Linked DNA regions of Mus musculus: region 2 is linked to region 1. A link is a loop called in an ENCODE intact Hi-C map of the cell type or tissue named here. Cell type or tissue: gastrocnemius. All regions are shown on one strand. Each heading gives the region's core, and the rest is flanking DNA. Links, peaks and the distances in the headings are about the cores only.

Region 1 (9,108 bases), core at 471-8,470:
GAAGTTTAAGGCTAGCCTCAGCAATTTAGTAAAATGCTGTCTGCTGTCTGTCCTTTTTTTTTTTTTTTACTTGTTCCTGAAACTCACTCTGTAGACTAGGGTGGTCTCAGACTCAGAGATCCACCTGGCTCTTCCTCCTGAGTGTGGGATTAAAGGCATGTGTTACCAAGGACTAATAAGATGCTGTCTTAAAGTTTTAAAATGTGTGGAGTTGAAGAAATGGCTCAGCAGTTAAGATCAGGGGACCAGTGTTTGATTCCCAGGTTCTTCTTCAGACAGCTCTGCTCAAAACTACTTGTACCTCCAGCTCCAGGGGGTCTGACACTTCTGGCCTCACACAGACAAACCCACATATAGTAACTAGGTATGGTGGCACATGCCTTTAGTTCCAGCACTTGGGAGACAAAGGTAGATAGATCTCTTCCATTTCAAGGTCAGCCTGATCTACATAGTGAGTTGTAGGCCACCCAGGCTACACAATGAGACCCTGTCTCAATCAAACAAACAAACAAACAAACAAAATCCAGAAAGTAAAGCCCAGAGGAAGCTCAGTTGGCAAAGTGCTTACCAGGCAAACATGAGCACCGGGCCTCAGATTCCTAGTTTCTGTGTAAAAGTCAGGTACAGTGGAATGGGTCTGTAATCCTAACACTATGAGGGCTGTCCAGCCTGCCATGCACATAAACTCCACATGGATACACAAATATAATTAGAAATCAAAACAGGGACTGGAGAGATGGCTAGGTAGTTAAAAGCCCTGGCCATTTTTCCATAGGACCCATGGGCGGGTTCCCAGCATCCACTGGGCAGCTTACAGTTCCTTTGATGTCTCTGTTCTTTTCGGGCATCTGAACTCGTGTGCATGCACATAGATACAGACACAAAGATACAAAGACAGACAGACAGATACACACACACAATTAATACATTTTTTTTAAAAAGCATTGAGCCTAGCTTGATGCTTTTACCAGTATTCTCAGCGCTTGGGAGGATGAAGATCAGGAGTTCAAGGTCTTCTTTGGCTACACAGGTAGTTTGAGGCCAGCCAGGGCTACATAATTATGGTCCTGTCTCATAACACCCAAATAAGAACAAAACAGGACAAAACAAAACACGTGTTGCCTCTCCTTTTCAAACAGGGGCCTGACAGGAAGAGCAAGATGGATGCGTGCGCAGATAGGTGTGCTCCGGGCTGAGGCAATTCAGCGCAGGCAAAGCACAGGACACCAGGCACAGGAGATGTGTGGAGTAATTCAGTGTGGTTAGAGTATGAGGTAGTGGAAAAAGGACCAGCAAAGTAGACGGGAGCCATATCACAAGACCCTTAAATTCCAAGCTAAAGAATTTGCACTTCATTTAGTGGGCCTGGGGGAAACCTCCACAGACGATGGGATTAGAGGTACTCTGTGGGAGGAGACCAGGGGCACCGTGAACGGGTGGAGAACAGCATAGGCAGCGGGAACCGCACGCCTGGTGAGGTAAGCTACTACCGAAGGGGATGGGCCTCCTGGAGGATGGCTTTTCAGAAGCTGGAAGGCAAAAGTAAACCCATTGAAAGTCCTGTGTAGGACCGGTAACATGGCTCAGTTGGTAGAGCGCTTGCCTGGCTTTACAAAGCTCTATGTTCAACCCTCAGCACTGTATAGACCAGGCACATCCTGGTAGCCCCAGCATTTGGGGGTGGAGGCAAAAAGGTAAAAAAGTACAAGGTCATCCTGGGCTACCAACCTCCCCACCCTCCACCCACCAAAAAAACCCAAAACAACCAAAACAGAACCTACCTAGACAAATAAATAGACAAACATTCTTACATTGATTCCTTCTTTGGTCTGAGGGGCAAAAAGGGGGCCTTTGGGTGCTTCACAGCTAACAGAGGAGGCGGTTTAAGGGGCAGACAGATGTCTGCAACAGGTTGGGACTCACCTGTGGGGTAAAGTGTTCTGGGCCACAAAGAACGAGAGATTTGAGAAGTGGTTCAGAGCCTTCACACGGAGGTATTGATATTCTAACCTTCTCTTTAATTAAGCTCCACTTAAAACTTTTCTTTTAGGGACTGGAGGGGTGGCTCAGAGGTTAATAGCACTGGCTGTTCTTCAAGAGGATCAGGGTTCAATTCCCAGCACCCACATGGCAGCTCACAGCTGTCTGTGACTCCAGTTCCAGGGGATCTGACGCTCTCACACAGACATACATTCTGGCAAAACACCATGCACATAAAAATAAGTCAATATTTGAAATATATTTTTCTTTTAGATTTATATTATGCATATGAATGTTTTGCCTTCATGTATGTATGTATACGCACCACATAAGTGTCTGGTGCCCACAAAGACCAGAAGAGGCCATCAGATCCTTTTGTAGTTACAGATGTTACGAGCTGCCTCGCAGATGCTGGGAGCTAAACCCAGGTAACCTGAAAGCATGGCAAATGATGCTGGCAGATGCCTTGCCTATAACCCCAGAGTGCTCAACAGATGGAGACGGGGCAGGCTAGCCTACCCCGAATAATGACCTGGGCACTCAAAGTGACTACCTCCATATACTAGGTGGGAATCAGTCAAGGAAGTATTCAACCTCTGCCTTCCACGTGAGTGCTCACACACAGGCACGGTCCACACAAAAGAAAAGAATAGGTGCTCATAGTGGCATGTGCTTTTAATCTTAGTGCTCAAGAGGTAGAAAGGCAGAAGCAGGCAGAACTCTATCAATTCAAGATGGCATGGTCTACTCAGTCTACGTGGTCTACACGGTCTATGTGGTTCTCTCTCTCCCTCCCCTTTTTTGTTTTTTTGTTTTTTTGTTTTTGTTGTTTGTTTTATTTTATTTTATTTTTCGAAGGCAGTGAGGTAGGGTCTCCCTGTGTAGCCTTGGCTATCCTGGAACTCACTCTGTAGCCCAGGCTGGCCACGAACTCACAGAGATCCACCTGCCTCTGCCTCCTGAGTGCAAGGGTCAAACCTGTGAACCACCAGGGCCTGGCTAAATGGTCTCTTGACCATAGATAAGGTCACAGTATCTGCAACATGTCTACCTTTCAAATATTCGGTATAGGCTGGGGTGTGGAGACACTTGGGCTGTGGGTCTCAGAAACAGAAGGACTCAGGACCGACTCTAACCATCCCACACTCCTCAAAGCCCCACTTAGTGTATAGGGAGAGAACTGATTCGTAATAGTTGTCGTTTGACCTCCATACACAGGTCATGGTGTGTACCTTCCCTCAACCCAGGTAGAGAGATGATAGATAGGTAGATAGATAGATAGGTGGATAGAAGGACAGATTGAAAGATAGAATAGATGATACAAGATAGGTAGATTGAAAGATAGATGATAGATAAATGAGACAAGTATACTTAACATTTAAAAGAAAGTTGGGTAAAGGGGAGAAGCCACAGCACAACCTGGCATGGAACAGCACCTGCTAATCATTATGTATATACGAATTTCAGAACTCAGAGAGCACTCATTATCAGAGTCAACGAAAATCTCAGTGAGAAGCCATCTTCCCACCTAGGGGACAAGCGAAAATCAGACTCCACCGTGGAAGTCTCTGGGTTGGCAAGGGTATGAGAAACATTCCACGTGGACATGGATGCAGTTGTAAGCACTGCTTGGGTATGGAACTTAGCAATATCGACTGACATTACAAACTGCAGACAAACAACTCCAACTCTGAGAAGCCAGCCTTCAGAACCATGCATGCACAAAGCCACCGAGGCACCGCTGCCTTTATTAAAGCTTCAGTACAAGAGGAGTTGATTGAATGGCTTCTGGCTCGTCCATTTGATTGGGTATTGGAAATTCTGACATGGGCTGATCTGCGTGATAAGTTACCTTGGCTGGGGGATGTAGCTCAGTTGGAGTAATGCTTGCCTATCTTGTGTGTTCGATCCCCGGCACCACAGAAACTGGGCAAAAGGTGGAAGCAAGAGGAGTAGAATTTCTTTTTTCCTTTTTTTTTTTTTGTTTTCTTTTGTTTCCCTTCCCTTCCCTTCCCTTCCCTTCCCTTCCCTTCCCTTCCCTTCCCTTCCCTTCCCTTCCCTTCCCTTCCCTTCCCTTCCCTTCCCTTCCCTTCCCTTCTCCTTCCTTTTCTTTTCTTTTTTCTTTTCTTTTCTTTTCTTTTCTTTTCTTTCCTTCCCCTCCCTCCCTCCCTTCCTCTCTCCCTCCTCTCTCTCTCTCTCTCTCTCTCTCTCTCTCTCTTTCTTTCTTTCTTTCGGACAGGGTTTCTCTGTGTAACCTTGGCTGCCCTGGAACTCACCTTGTAGTGGAGGCTGGTCTCCTGCTCAGAGACCTGGTCTCCCGCCGGAGTGCTTGAATCAAAGTCCTCCTCCACCACCACCACCCAGCTAGACTTTCAAAGGCATCCTCAACTACACGGTGAGTTTGAGGACAGCCTGGGCTACATGAAACTCTGCCTCACTAACAAAAACAAAAGCATAAAAGATAAACAATCTTGAAATGACTGGAGTAAGGATAGTGGCTACCGTATAATATAATTTGTATGTGGAAGAAAAGATAACCTGTGGGCATTTGTATGCTACCATCTGGGTGGGAAAAAAAAAACACCATACGTTCTATTATGTAAGCATACACTTCTAGCATTCAAATGCTGAGAGAACTGGGGAGCTAGGAAGCAGGTACATTGTATGCTCATTTATACCTTTAAGAATGTATACCATATGCAAGTAGTAGTTATACACATCAAAACATAAATAAAACCAAAAAGATTTATCAGAACAAGTTTGGATTCGCCAGACTGGTGAGTTAGTCCACAGCGCCCCCTGTTGTTGCTTGCGTGTATATGCAGGGCCGGGTTCACGGTGAGGAGGCAGTGCCTCTTTAAAGAAAGATGCAGAGAAAAGAATGGTGGACTACGCTGGAGCTAGAGGAGAGGGGTGGATGGGAGGCACTGGACACATTGGGAACGGGCAGTCCTTGGTCATGGAGTGCCGAGTGCCTTTGCCAGCTGCATGCCTTGGGACACGTGACCCTCTTAATAAGTCTCTGTTCTTGCCCCATAAATTGGGTTGCTAATACCTACCCTTAGGGTCGCTGTGAAGATCAAATAAGGCATGAACATGAACAGCGCTTCAGAATGAGAAAGTGCCATTACAATGCTAAGGGATTACTTTTAACTATCCCCCTCAGTTCACAAGGTAGTAAGAGGTAGGTAGTATCGGGCAGCGGTAAAGTTAGGGACTCAGGAGTCAGAATGGCTAATTCCACCAGCCACCATCTGGAGGGATCTAGAGTAAATTATTCAATTTAGTGACCTCTAGTTTACATATGCGAAGTTAGGGTTGACAATAACATTTTCATATGATTTGGTGGAGGGATCTTTAAAGCACCTGGTATTGGATCTGGCCAACGCTGCTGTCGGAGTCTGCCACTGCTGTCTTCTCCGTGTGCAAGGTCCACGTACTTTGCAAATAGGTGTGTGGTAGGTGCTAGCTTACACTAGCATCTTAGAGGCGAAGAAACTGAAGCCTGTGGAGGAGATGTGACCTGGCCCAAACCCTCTGACTAGTTAGTGAGTAGCAATAATTCTTCTAAGCTGGGAGTGGAGGTTGGTGCACACCTGTAACCCCAGCACTTCGAAGGTGCAGGCAGGAGGAGCTGGTGTTTAAGGTTAGCCTTGGCTACATCAGGCCCTGTCTCAAAAACACTGAATAAAAATATAACTAAAAATTCTTTTTCAAAAAAACCCCTTCTATTTTAGAGGGGCATCAAAAAGAATCCTCCTTCCTTTTTTCCTTCTTTCTTTCTAAAAGAGTATTTATTTACTTTTTAATAAAATTATGTATATGCGGGGTTGGAGAGATGTCTCAGAGGTTAAGAGCACTGACTACTCTTGTGGAGGCCCTGGGTTCAAGTCCCAGCACCCACATGGCAGCTCGCAACAGTCTGTGACTCCCCCAGTCCCAGGGGATCCGACACCCTCACACAGACAAACATGCAGGCAAAACACCAATGCACATAAAATAAAAATAAATTATTTTTAAAAATAGGAATACGTATCTGTGGAGTATGTTCATGTGATTGCAGGTGCCCACGAAGGCAGGGGCCAGGGGTGGCAGATCTCTCAGAAGCTGGAGTTCCAGGGGCTTGTGAGCCACTTGATATGGTTCCTGTGAGCTGAACTCAGGTCCTCTGCAAAAGGTACACACGTGGGCCGGAGATGATGGCTCAGAGGTTAAGAGCACTGCCAGTTATTCCAAAGATCCTGAGTTCAAATCCCAGCAACCACATGGTGGCTCACAACCACTGGGAAGATCTGGCGCCCTCTTCTGGAGCATCTGACAACAGCTACAGTGTACCTACATATAATAAATAAATAAATAAATCTTAAAAAAAAAAAAGGTACACATGTCCTTAAAGCTGAGCCATCTCTACAGTCTGCCCTGCCTCTCTCTCCCTCCTGCCTTCCTTTTTTTTTTTTCTTTTCTTTCTCTGTGTGGTGTGGTATGTGTGTGTACATGTGTGTGTGTGTACACATGTGTGTGTGTGTGTACACGTGAATGTGTATATGCATGCCACAACATACATGTGAAGGAAAGAGAACCACTTTGTGGGTTTGACTCTCTCCTTCTACTCTGTGGGTTCCAAGGATCAAACTCAGGTTTGGCAGCAATCACCTTTTACCTGCTGAGCCATCTCGCCGGCCCCTAGAAATACAGTTTATAATTGCCACAGCATGAATTGAAGCAGGGATAGACAGAGGACACAGAAGTGGGGGTATGAGGAAGAAGAACTTTAGCGGGAGACAATACAAAGAGTGACAGAATCCATGAGAGCCCCAGGGCATCCTGGGTCAGGGTGGACATAAGCTGCTAATGGGAAACAGAGTCAGAAGGAGGGGTTCAGGACTCGGGAGAACATCAAGGATGGGGGAGCTTTCAGATACCATCCTCCCTGGGGAAACGTTTCCCAAAGAAGGCAGTATGGTGCAGTAGGAAGACCACCCCAAGGATGTACCGAGTTCCTGTGTGCCGGGTTGCAGACCAAAGCAAAAGCCAAGATCGCTGTTTGTGAGCTGAGGACCCTCTGGTGGGTCTTCCCCTCCCTCTCCCGCCCCCACAGAATATAGATTAACATCTGGGTTTCAGCTTTATTTTCACCCTTAGCTGTGTGTTTAAAAAGAAGAAGAAGTCTAATTACAACTAGATGCCCTAACTTCATTCCAGCTTTTTTTTTTAAAGATCTATTTTCATTTTATGTATTTATTTTATGTGTACGGGTGCTTTGCCTGCATATGTGTCTGCGCACCACATGCGTGCCTGGTGCCTGGAGTGGATCAGATGAGGGCTTCAGATCCCCTGGGACTGGAGTTAGAGAGGTGCGTGTCTACACGGGTGCTGGGAGCTGAGTGCGGGTCTTCTGGAAGAGCTCCTCGCCCTCAGAACTGCTGCACCATCTCGCCAGTCCCAGGATTTATTTTTACTAATATGTTTAGGTGTGATGTGTACATATGGATACTTGCACATGAGCACAGGTGCCTGCAGATGCCAGAGGTCATGGATTCCCCCTGAGCTGGAGTTAGAGGAATCGGTAAGCGGCCAGATGTGGGTGTTTGGAACTGAACACAGGTTCCCTGGAAGAGCACTGAGTGCTTTTCACTGCTGAGCTGTCTCTCCAGCCCCTGGCCTCCCTCTTTTTTAACAGATAACTAAAAATTTAAGGACCAAGTGGCTTGTTCAGTCCCAGAGATCACGATAACCTCTAGGAGGCATTGGTGTATCATGAATTCATACCTTCTGATACCAGTCATCCACAGAGCAAGGCCTGCTCATCCCAGAGGTGGCCTGTCTCTCTGCAGCTGCGAGAGAGAGGAGTCTGGGCTGGGCACGCCTGAGTGCTTCAACTTTCCCCAGATATTCCAACTCTGCTTCCATATTTAAACATCCATCTGGTCTTTGTCCCATGTATTTTCCTTTCCACTTTAAAATGTGAGTGTCCTTCTGAGGAAAAGCCAATCCATGTGTTTTTGATTCATTTAAATTTAATTTCTCAAAATTAAAAAAAAAAAGGGCAGACATCACTGAGTTTCACACATATTCAAATGACAGGAAATAGAGAGAGGCCACGTGTGGGTAACTGGGTGTGAGAGACCTCAGGTACTCCTGGGGCTCTCCTGCTCAGGAAATGATGTCGCTCAACCTTACAGTGGATGCTGAGCCTGGCTTTATTTCCTTATTCCAGTGCCAGCTCCAGCAAGGGGGCAGTTATAACACCTGGGCCAGCCAGCATTAAGAATATAATAAAACAACGAGTGAATCTGAACTTTGAAAACTTGGCTGGGGTGTGCAGTCAGGTCACGTGTAAGAGAAGAAGCAATTATTGTTTGGTGCTTCCTGTCTGTTGGGGTTTAAATTTACATAAACAACAAGAACAAAAAGGGTCTCACTATGTAGACCAGGCTGGCTTTGAACTCGCAGAGGTCTGCCTACCTCTGCATCCCAAGTGATAGGATTAAAGGCATGTGCTACCACATCTGCCCTTGCCTGTTATGCTTTGAATCTGAACTATCCCACAATGGCTCATGTTTGGAAGGTCTTCCCTCCACCCCCACCCCCCACCCCCCAAGCTGGCAGCATTATTTTTGGGAGGTGCTAGTTTACTCAGGATTCCACTAGGCTCTTCCCAGGGACCTAGTAATGACTTAAGTCACAATCACCTGCTGCCATCACCTGCCTCCATCACCTGTCATCTCTGCCAGGTGTGCCAGATGTGTATAAAAGGACTGCTGGCTACTCCAGGGCTCTCTCGTGCTCATTCTCTCTCTTCCTCTCTCCCTCCCTCACTCTCCCTCCCTCCCTGTCCTCTGTACTGCCCCCTTCTCTGCCCTCCTGCCTCTGCTCCAGCCTGTCTGCCTATGTCCACTGGTCTGCCCCTACCCCTTCCCAGGTTCTTCCCCCAGTAAACCCCCTTATACCAGATCTGCTGTGTGGTGTAGTTACTCGGGGACACAGCTTGGTATGGTCCTGCCAGGTACCCCAGCACAGGACTATACTTCATGACAGGAGGTTGTGCAACCTTTAGAAGGTGAGGCCTAGCTAGCGGAAGTAGGTAAATCAGGCCCGGCTTTTGACTATAGCCTAGTCCTGGTTTAT
Region 2 (9,108 bases), core at 579-8,578, 78 kb before region 1:
GAATTTTGATGTAGTCATACCTTAAGTTTTATTGTACACCAGCATTGAGATAATTGTTACCAGGAAACTTTTTCCAAAATTATACTGTACTTAGATATCTTTAAAAGAGGGCTGGAAAGATGGCTCAGGGAGTTAAGAGCACTGACTGCTCTTCCAGAGGTCCTGAGTTCAATTCTCAGCAACGACATGGTGGCTCACAACCATCTGTAATGGGATCTGATGCCCTCTTCTGGTGTGTCTGAATTAATAATATATTATTATATGTTATATATTTATTATATATAATTAATATATTCTAATATATAAATATTAGATATTATATATGCAAATATTATATATTATATTATATATGTGTGTATGTGTGTGTGTGTGTGTGTGTGTGTGTGTATACACAAATGGCTCGGTGTCAGACTCCAGAAATTTGAACTAGCCTGGCTAACTAAATCTTGCTGAACTGGATTCCTCTTGCCTCTCATGGTTTGTTTTTCTGTTGGTGCCAGCATTTTCAAGGACCCCTCACTGGGTTTCCAGGGTTTGGAGAGATGGCTCAGTACTTAAGTGGGCTTGTTCCTCTTCCCGAGGTCAGGACTGTGATTCCCAGCACCTACATCTGATGGCTCACAACTGCCAGTAACTCCAGCTCCAGGAATCACAATCTTTTTTCTGGATTCCATGCCTGCACACATATGGCATACATTCATACAGACATATGAACATATATAAACATAATTCTTTAGATATGGTTTTAAGGCTAGGGTTATAGCTCAGTCGGTAGAGTTCTTGCCAACCACACTCTAGGCCCTGAGTTTCTCCCCCAACATCACATAAACTAACTAGAAATGCAAACCTGTAATCCCAGCACCCTGGAGGTGAGGCAGAGTTAGAGGCCAGCTTGTGATGGCCTTGAATTTGTGACCCTGGCAGAGGGGTCTTACCCAGCACTGCTCAAAGTCTGGTTAGACCACAAAAGCCGCAAGAACTACTGAGCCCCAATTTTCCCCATACACTGGATGTAAGACAATTCATTCTAGTTCTGGGGCAGGGAAGTTCCACAGGGGTGGGACAGGCACGGGCTAGAACCAGAGGCCAGTCTTAACTTCCATGCGGGTTAACACAGGAGGCAGAGTATTCATCAGGTGGATAGGACAAGGAGAGAGGAGCTTCCGTTTCCTTAGTTAATGGTAGACCAAGTTATTTATTTGTTTGTTTATTTTGAGACAGAGTCTTCCTGTACAACTCTGGCTGCCCTAGACCTTGCTGGTATAGACCAGGCTGATCTTGAACTCACAGAGATCCGTTCCTCTGTGTTGTTTAGGACCAGTCCCCCAAGCCACACTTCTAATTGTAATTCTTTAGGTTCAAAAATGCCAAGACCATGCTATTCCCCAAAGATGGCATTCATCTTCATTCTCTTCATTCATCTTCATTCATTTGTGCTTTATCTACCACCATGTCCCTGAGCCTTCTAAAAGTAGCCCTGAGGGGACTGGAGAGATAGCTTAGCAATGAAGGACACTGAGTATTCTTCTAAAGGTCCTGAGTTCAAATCCCAGCAACCACATGGTGGCTCACAACCATCTGTACAGCTACAGTGCACTGATATACATAAAATAAATAAATAAATCTAAAACAAAACAAAAACAAACAAACAAACACCCCAATGGTTTGAAAATCAGAACCAGGCCTGGTCTACAGAGTGAGTTCTAGGACAGCCAGGCCTACACAGAGAAACCCTGTCTCAAAAAAAAAAAAAAAAAAAAAAGAAAAGAAAAAAAGGAAACTCATAACTAGAAGTAAGAAGTTTATATTCATGAACAACAGCATCCACTTAACCTCAGGTAAAAGAGAGTGGTATTGAGTATATGTAGCCGTGAGTTTTGGCTACACCGCTTCGGCTCCTGGCGAATCCGAAGCATCCATTCAGGAACTATCTTTGGACCCTTGAGTGAATGACACATACACATTAGCTTATTTTAAAGATGCCTTGGCTGCCTTGAAGGCTGAGCACTCCCAAACCTTCCCTGGCTACCTTAGGCCCAACCGAGGAAGTGACCACCCAAATTCTCACGTGTCTGGTTGGCTTTATCTCCGGCCACTCTTGCACCTGATCCTTCTTCCTTGAGGTATGGCGATTCTCCTGACTCTCCTCTGCTCCTCTCTGCATCCTACCCGAGAAACTCTAAGTGTCCTGCCCAGTGCCCAGCCATTAGCTGTTGGCATCTTTATTGATTAATCAAAAACCAATTGGAGACAGAGACCTTCAGCATCTGGACATGCAGATTTCTGATAGAATCAAAGCATTAGAACCAATCTCCAACATATGTGTGTGTGTGCATGTGTATGCACATATATGTATGTATGTATGTATGTATACACACACAGTGTGTGTAGATAGGCACATGTGTGACAGTCAGAGGACAACCTGCAGGAGGTGGTCCTCACAGCTGTTTTGAGAATTCCTTCCAACATCTGAATATGAGGCTCCTTAGGTTTAGCAGCAGGTCCCTTTACTCTCTGAATTTTTAGAAGTTTTGTTTATTACCATGACACATGCATGTATGATACATGGGTTTGCATGCAGGCACCCACACACCACAGCACACATGTGTGGAGGTCAGGTTCAGGAGTGCATTCTCCCCATCTGCCTTGAGACCCAGGGTGCAAACTCAGGCCTTTAGGCTTCCTCCTCCTCCTCCTCCTCTTCCTCCTCTTCTTCCTCCTCCTCCTCCTCCTCCTCCTCCTTTTTTTGGTTTTTTCGAGACAGGATTTCTCTGTGTAGCCGTGGCTGTCCTGGAACTCATTCTGTAGACCAGGCTGGCCTTGAACTCAGAAATCCACCTGCCTCTGCCTCCCAAGTGCTGGGATCAAAGGCATGCACCACCACTGCCCAGTTTCTTCTTCTTTTTCTTAAAGAATTATTTATTTATTTTATGTGTATATATGAGCACACTGTTGTTCTCTTCAGACACACCAGAAGAGGGCATCAGATCTCATTACAGATGGTTGTGAGCACTATGTGATTGCTGGGACTTGAACTCAGGACTTCTGGAGGAGCAGTCAGTGCTCTTATCTATTGAGCCATCTTTCCAGCACCTTTAGGCTTTCAAAGCTCCGATTATTCTGGCTCTTCTAGTTGTGTGACTTTAGGCAGGTGACCTAAATACGTACCTCAGTTTCCTGGGATGTAAAATAGCAGATAGTATCTGGCTGCCTTGTTCTGCAGGTTTCAGCTTCAACTGCTAACTGTTTTTAATCTACAGCCCTAGAACTCCAAGAGCTATGAAGGAGAGTACACGTTATACAGCATACATTTATGGACACCAACTGTGAATAGTTACAAAAGTAACCATTTGCTGAACAAATATCACACATTTCTAATATTTTAATAATCTATTTACTTTTATTTTATGTATTTTGCTTCCATGTATATCTGTGTGTGGATGTCAGATTTGGAGTGGACAGTTGTGAGCTGCCATGTGGTTGCTGAGAATTGAACTCAGGTCCTCTGGAAGAACAGTCAGTGCTCTTAAACCCTAAGTCATCTCTCCAGCCCCGTGTGTGTGTGTGTGTGTGTGTGTGTGTGTTTTGAGGTCTCACCCCCAATGTAGCCTCATGCCTCCATCTCCCAAATACGAGGACTTATTGGCGTGCATCACCACGCCCTGCTGTTACTTAACACACTTTTTTTCTTTTTTAATTAGATATTTTCTTTATTTACATTTCAAATATTATCCCCTTTCCTAATTTCCCCTCCGAAAACCCCCTATCCCCTCCCCTCTTCCCCTACTTAACACACTTTTATTAAAAGATGATATGTGCGTGGTCTCCCATAGAACTCTAGCTGGGGTCCTCTAGGACCTCAGTCCAGCAGAGGGCGCTGTGGCCTCAAAATGCAATTCTCAGCTTACTCTTTGGCTGAGTAATGCGGAGGGAAAGAGGGAACTCACTGGGGCGTTTTGGCTGTACCCCCTTCAGAACCTTTGTCCCAACCAACTTCTTTCTCCAAGCACTCAGCAAACCTGCTCAGCCGCGCAGCTCGCTGCGGAGTGAACACCACCTCCTGAAGGGATCGCTGGAGTTTTCAGTCTTCTACGTCTTTTTTTTTTTTTCTTCTTTCTTTTCTTTTCATTTCTTTCTTTCTTTTCTTTTCTTTTTTCTCATTTCATTTCACTTCTTTTCTTTTCTTTTTCTTTTGTTTTTATAAACCCTAGAAGCCTCATCCCAGCAGTGAATCATCGGCCTTATGCTTCTCTCTTTCTGTTCCAAATTCCAAGGCGGCAACCTCTCTCTTAGCCTTCTGGGCACCCGCAGCCATCTTTATCCCAGCCCAGCTCCTCATACAAAACGCACTCACTCTCCAGCCTACTCTTGTTTCACTCTGCTGGAAGACAAAGAGCCTCTTCTCCTAGTCTTTCACCAAACAGTTCTTTGGGACCAAGATTACCATCGCGCAGCGTTGAAGAGAGTTAACCTTTATTGAGCGCACACTGTGCATCAAGCACTTGGTTGGCATTATTCTCTCAATCACTCTGAGAGGTTTCTGGCCCATTTAATAGGTTACATAGTTAAGGCCATAGAGTAGCTAAGGGACACACATTCTAAGGTCGCACAGTGTGGAGTCAATTTTTTTTTTTTTTTCCTAAATAATTTTTGGAGAGGGCAGAGGCTGGAGAGATGGCTCAGCAGGTAGGAGTACTTGTTGCTTTTACAAGAGGACCCAGGTTTGGTCTCCAGCCCCCTCATGACAACTCACATCTGTCCATACTTTTCACACCTTCTGGCCTCCTTGGGCAGCAGATACACATATGATATACAAACCTGTTTTTTTAATTAATTAATTTATGGTGTTGCACCGGACACACACAAACTCATATCATGTTCAGAATACTGTTCCATGGGGGTCAGTTTTCTTCTTCTACTGTGTGCATTGTGGATTAAATTCAGGCAAATACTATACCAGTAAGATATATCCCCAGTAACATTTTTTGTTTTTTTCCAGACATGATTTCTCTGGGTAGCCCTGGCTGTCCTGGAACTCACTCTGTAGACCAGGCTGGCCTCAAACTCATAGTGATCTGTCTGCCTCTGCCTCCCAAGTGTTGGGATTAAAGGCATGCACCACTACTGCCTGACTCTACAACATTTTTTTTTAATTATTTATATACATCAGAAGAGGGCATCAGATCCCATTATAAATGGTTGTGAGCTGCCATGTGGGTGCAGGGGATTTGAACTCAGGACCTCTGGAAGAGCATCCAGTGCTTTTAATCACTGAGCCATCTCTCCAGCCCTTAACAAAAAAATTTTAATTATATTTATTTGTGAGACGGGGAACGTGCACACCACAGAGGATGATGCAGAGGTCAGAGGACAACTGGCAGGAACTGGCTGTCTTCTTCTGCCCTGTGGGTCCTGGGGATTGCAGGCAGGTCATCAGACTTGGTCTCAAATACCTCTGCCCACTGAACCATCTCACCAGCCCACTTGTTTTGTTTTGTTTTTAACAAAATTATTTTATGTATATGAGTTTTTGTCTGTGTACTCCGTTTTTGCTATTTTTGCAGTGTTCACGGAAGCCAGAAGAGGACCCTGAATTCTCTGGAACAGGAGTTACAAATAGGTGTGAGCCACCGTGTGGATGCTGAGAGTGGACCCCAGGTGCTCAGATTAAAGGTGCGCACCATATGTACAGCCTGACAATAAAAAAAATTTTATTTATTATTATTACTTATAAAATATTTATAGCAAATATTTTATTTATTGTTAGTTTTAATTATGCGTTTGTGTGTGTCTGCATGTTCACACACACACACACACACATAGAGTACAGGTATCTTTGGAGCCCAGAGGCATTGGATTCCCTGAAGCTGGAGTGACAGATGGTTGTGAGCTGCCCTGGTAGTAAAGGGAATTGTACTCAGATACTCTAGAAGAAGAACAGACAATGCTCTTTATCACTGACCCATCTCTCCAGCTCCTCCCACAATTTTTAAAATGGGCCTTTAGTACCTGGACTTGTTGGACCCAAACAGGCTCTACATATTGTTCAATATCCTTTTAAAATTTTATTATTACCTTGCATATGAAATGCATGTGCCTATGTGTGCACATGTCACAGCATGTGGGCAAAGATTAGAGAGCAGCTTCCTGTAGTCAGTTCTCTCCCTCCACGCTTTACTGGTGCTGAGGACATGAGGACTTTTGCTGTGTATTGTAATGCAAAGTGTGGTCCCCAAGAAAGACCTGGTTGCCCCAGAAATACAAGAGTCTGCACATAGACCCAAGTGATACTATGTGCCCTTGTACCCAAGTTGCTTTTGATTGGTAAATAAAGATGCTGACAGCCAATAGCTGGGCAGGAGAGATATAGGTGGGTTTTATGGTTTTCGGGCTGGGGGTTGTTGAGGGAGAGTCAGGAGCTGGAGAAGAAGGTGAGGAGAAAGGAGAAGCCACCATGGGCTAGGTGCGCCATGAGAACGTGACACTGAGGGCTGGCCAGTTAGAGTTACGAGCAGCCCAGATGAAACACAGTAATAACTCAGGGTTATCGATAGGGAAGTAGATTTTAATAGCATAGAGGGTAGATATCTGCCCAGCTCTTGTGCTGTTTAAGGCTTATTATTAATAATAAAAGTTGTGCCAGGCGTGGTGGTGCACGCATTTAATCCCAGCACTGGGGAGACAGAGGCAGGCGGATTTCTGAGTTCGAGGCCAGCCTGGTCTACAAAGTGAGTTCCAGGACAGCCAGGGCTATAAAGAGAAACCCTGTCTTGAAAAACCAAAAAAAAAAAAAAAAAAAAAAAAAAAAAAAAAAAAAAATAATAATAATAAAAGTTGTGTGTCTTTATCCGGAGACTAAATGACCAAAGGTAGGGTAGAAACCCCGGATTGAAATTAAAAATTTCTACAAAAACATGGGCTCCAGGGATGGAACTCGGGTCGACTGCCTCTACCTGCTGCGAGCCATCTTTTGAGCCCACTGTGCAATATCTTGGGGTTTTTTGTTATAGTATTTTGTTTTGTTTTTGAGATGAGGTCCCACCATGTAACCCTGGCTGTCCTTAATTTGTCTCCGTAGAGCAGGCTGACCTCAAACTTCTAGAGCCTCCTCTGCCTCCCCAGTGCTGGGATCAAAGGCCCGCACCACCACACCCAGCGGCTGTTCAGTATCTACCCACTTGTCCAGTCTGAGTCACGAGTACACAACTGACCAAACAGAGGTGCTGTGAGGGCAAAACTAAATTCCAACGACAGTTTAAAGGAGGAAAAAAAAAAAAAAAAAAGAAGCAAATTTAGCACTAATTATTTTATATTGATTACATATGAAAATAGTTTACATCATTGGATTAAATATTATTAAGGTTCATCTCACTTGTCTTAATATTTTTTTTCTTTCTGTTAAACTACGTGGCTACTAGAATATTTTAAATATCCCGGGTGACTCGAATTCCTTCTCTCTGAGTCAGCGTTACTCTGGGAGCTGTCTGCTCAGTGAGGGTCGGGATGATTCAAATATGAGATGAGCATCCCTTGGTATCCAGGAGAGCTGTTTCCAGCAACTCTGTGGGTATCAAAATCTTCAGGGGCTGAAATCCTTCATATCAAAATGACGTTCTATTTGGGTACAGCCGGTGCAGATCTTCTTGGAAACGAACAATCCCTCCTGCCTGCAAGTGCCGTGGAGGTAACTGTTACTGTTTATGGAGCAAAACAAGGAAAGAAAGGTTGCTTAGTGCTGACACAGTCTCCAGAAAACAAAAAAATAAAATAAAAAATTTAAAAAGCAGATACACACATTTTTCCCTCATAATATAGACCCATGGTTGGTTGAATACTTTGTAGGGGAGTCTGAGGATAAAAGATCTGGGGCGACTGTCATATTAAGACCATGGAATTAAGACCAGAGAACTCCTGGAAGAAGGATGCTGGTGTTGCTGTCCTAAGGTCCACGGTGTTCTAAAAGTCCAAATATGGTTCTGGGGAGAAGAGCAGTCGGAAATCAGAGGAAGGAAGAGGGTAAAGCCAGCAGGAAGCCCGGGCACCTGGTGAGGCCACACAGCTTTCAGATGGTCTTCAAGGCATGGAATTCCAGACTTCCCAAGGTGGGGAGTGATAGGCTGGGCCGTGCTAGGTCAGGTGGAGAGAGGAGAGGGGTCGTGAATGACATACTAGCCACCTCTGCTCCGGTATCTGCTGCCTCAGGTCTTTCTTCTAGCCCGAGGGGAATGCAGCGCAGGGATGCTGTAAGGGCTGGAGGACCGCTCTCCAGACGCCATCTCCTGTAGCCTTACAACTGCTTCCTGCCCAAAGCTCCCTTCCTTTCTGGGGAGTCAGGTGGCCATGAAGGCTTCACAAGCTGAGGCACCGCACCCAGCTCCTCAGTAAGCTGAAGGACCTCAGATGTCTAACCCACCCAGGGCCTTCACAGGGAGGCACTGATATCTGGGAGCTCCCTGGGCAGGTCTGGGGCAAGGAACAGAAGCTTCACCTCACCCTAAGGTTAGGGCGTCAATCCCAGCATGCCTCCTTCCTTCCCACAGTTTCCGCTTCCACCCCTGACCTCTGCCCACCCCTGACCTCTGACAACTGTCACTTCTGCCCACCCCTCTTTCTGCCCACCCTCACCCCTGCTCATTCGTCATCCCTTCCCACCCTCACCCCTGCCCACCCTCACATCTTCCCACCCTTACCCCTGCCCACCCTCATCTCTGCTTAGGAGCTCATCTTCCTTCTCTCACTAACTCAGCTCTTTTCCCAGACAGCGCTTGGGAATTTCTGAAGAGAAAGGAAGTTTTTAACCCCCATAGGAAAGAATCCCCAGGCTTCCTGGGGCCGCACCCACCTCCCCTCTGAGAGTAGAACTGCAGTTGTGCCCTTTCTGATTTGGGGGGCCAGGTCTCAAGGCTATGAGGTTTTATTGGTTTTATTTTGACTTTTTAAAAATTTTATTTATTTATTTATTTATTTATTTATTTATGTGTGTGTGCGCGCGCGCGCGTGTGCGCGCACTACATGTGTGTACATGATGGAGACTGGAGGACAATTATGGGAGCTGGTTCTTTCCTACCGTATGGATTCAAGGGATCAACTTCTAGTCATCAAATTTGA

The links. Hi-C counts contacts between places; a loop is a spot of excess contacts. Peaks named below come from ENCODE experiments on the same cell type or tissue, not always from the same donor. Only the 100,000 strongest peaks of a DNase experiment are listed, where the experiment ranks them.
Region 2: it touches region 1 in a loop (7-fold over the local background); 34 of 42 quality-filtered maps call a loop at or near these places.

Annotation. Positions count from the first base shown.
Region 1 is chr11:102,646,762-102,655,869 of GRCm38, forward strand. No RefSeq gene overlaps it. Among named protein-coding and RNA genes, the nearest start is that of Meioc, 14 kb to the right of the region's middle. In gastrocnemius, for the core only: CTCF peaks have their summits at 4,780 (motif pointing left) and 6,287 (motif pointing left); a DNase peak (open chromatin) is centred at 4,794; H3K4me3 peaks cover 451 bases.
Region 2 is chr11:102,569,104-102,578,211 of GRCm38, forward strand. It overlaps Gm11627 (predicted gene 11627), which reads right to left. Exons shown (of 3, transcript NR_040286.1): 3 at 7,296-7,694. Among named protein-coding and RNA genes, the nearest start is that of Gm11627, 5.5 kb to the right of the region's middle. In gastrocnemius, for the core only: a CTCF peak has its summit at 3,888 (motif pointing right); a DNase peak (open chromatin) is centred at 3,886; H3K4me3 peaks cover 674 bases; H3K27ac peaks cover 284 bases.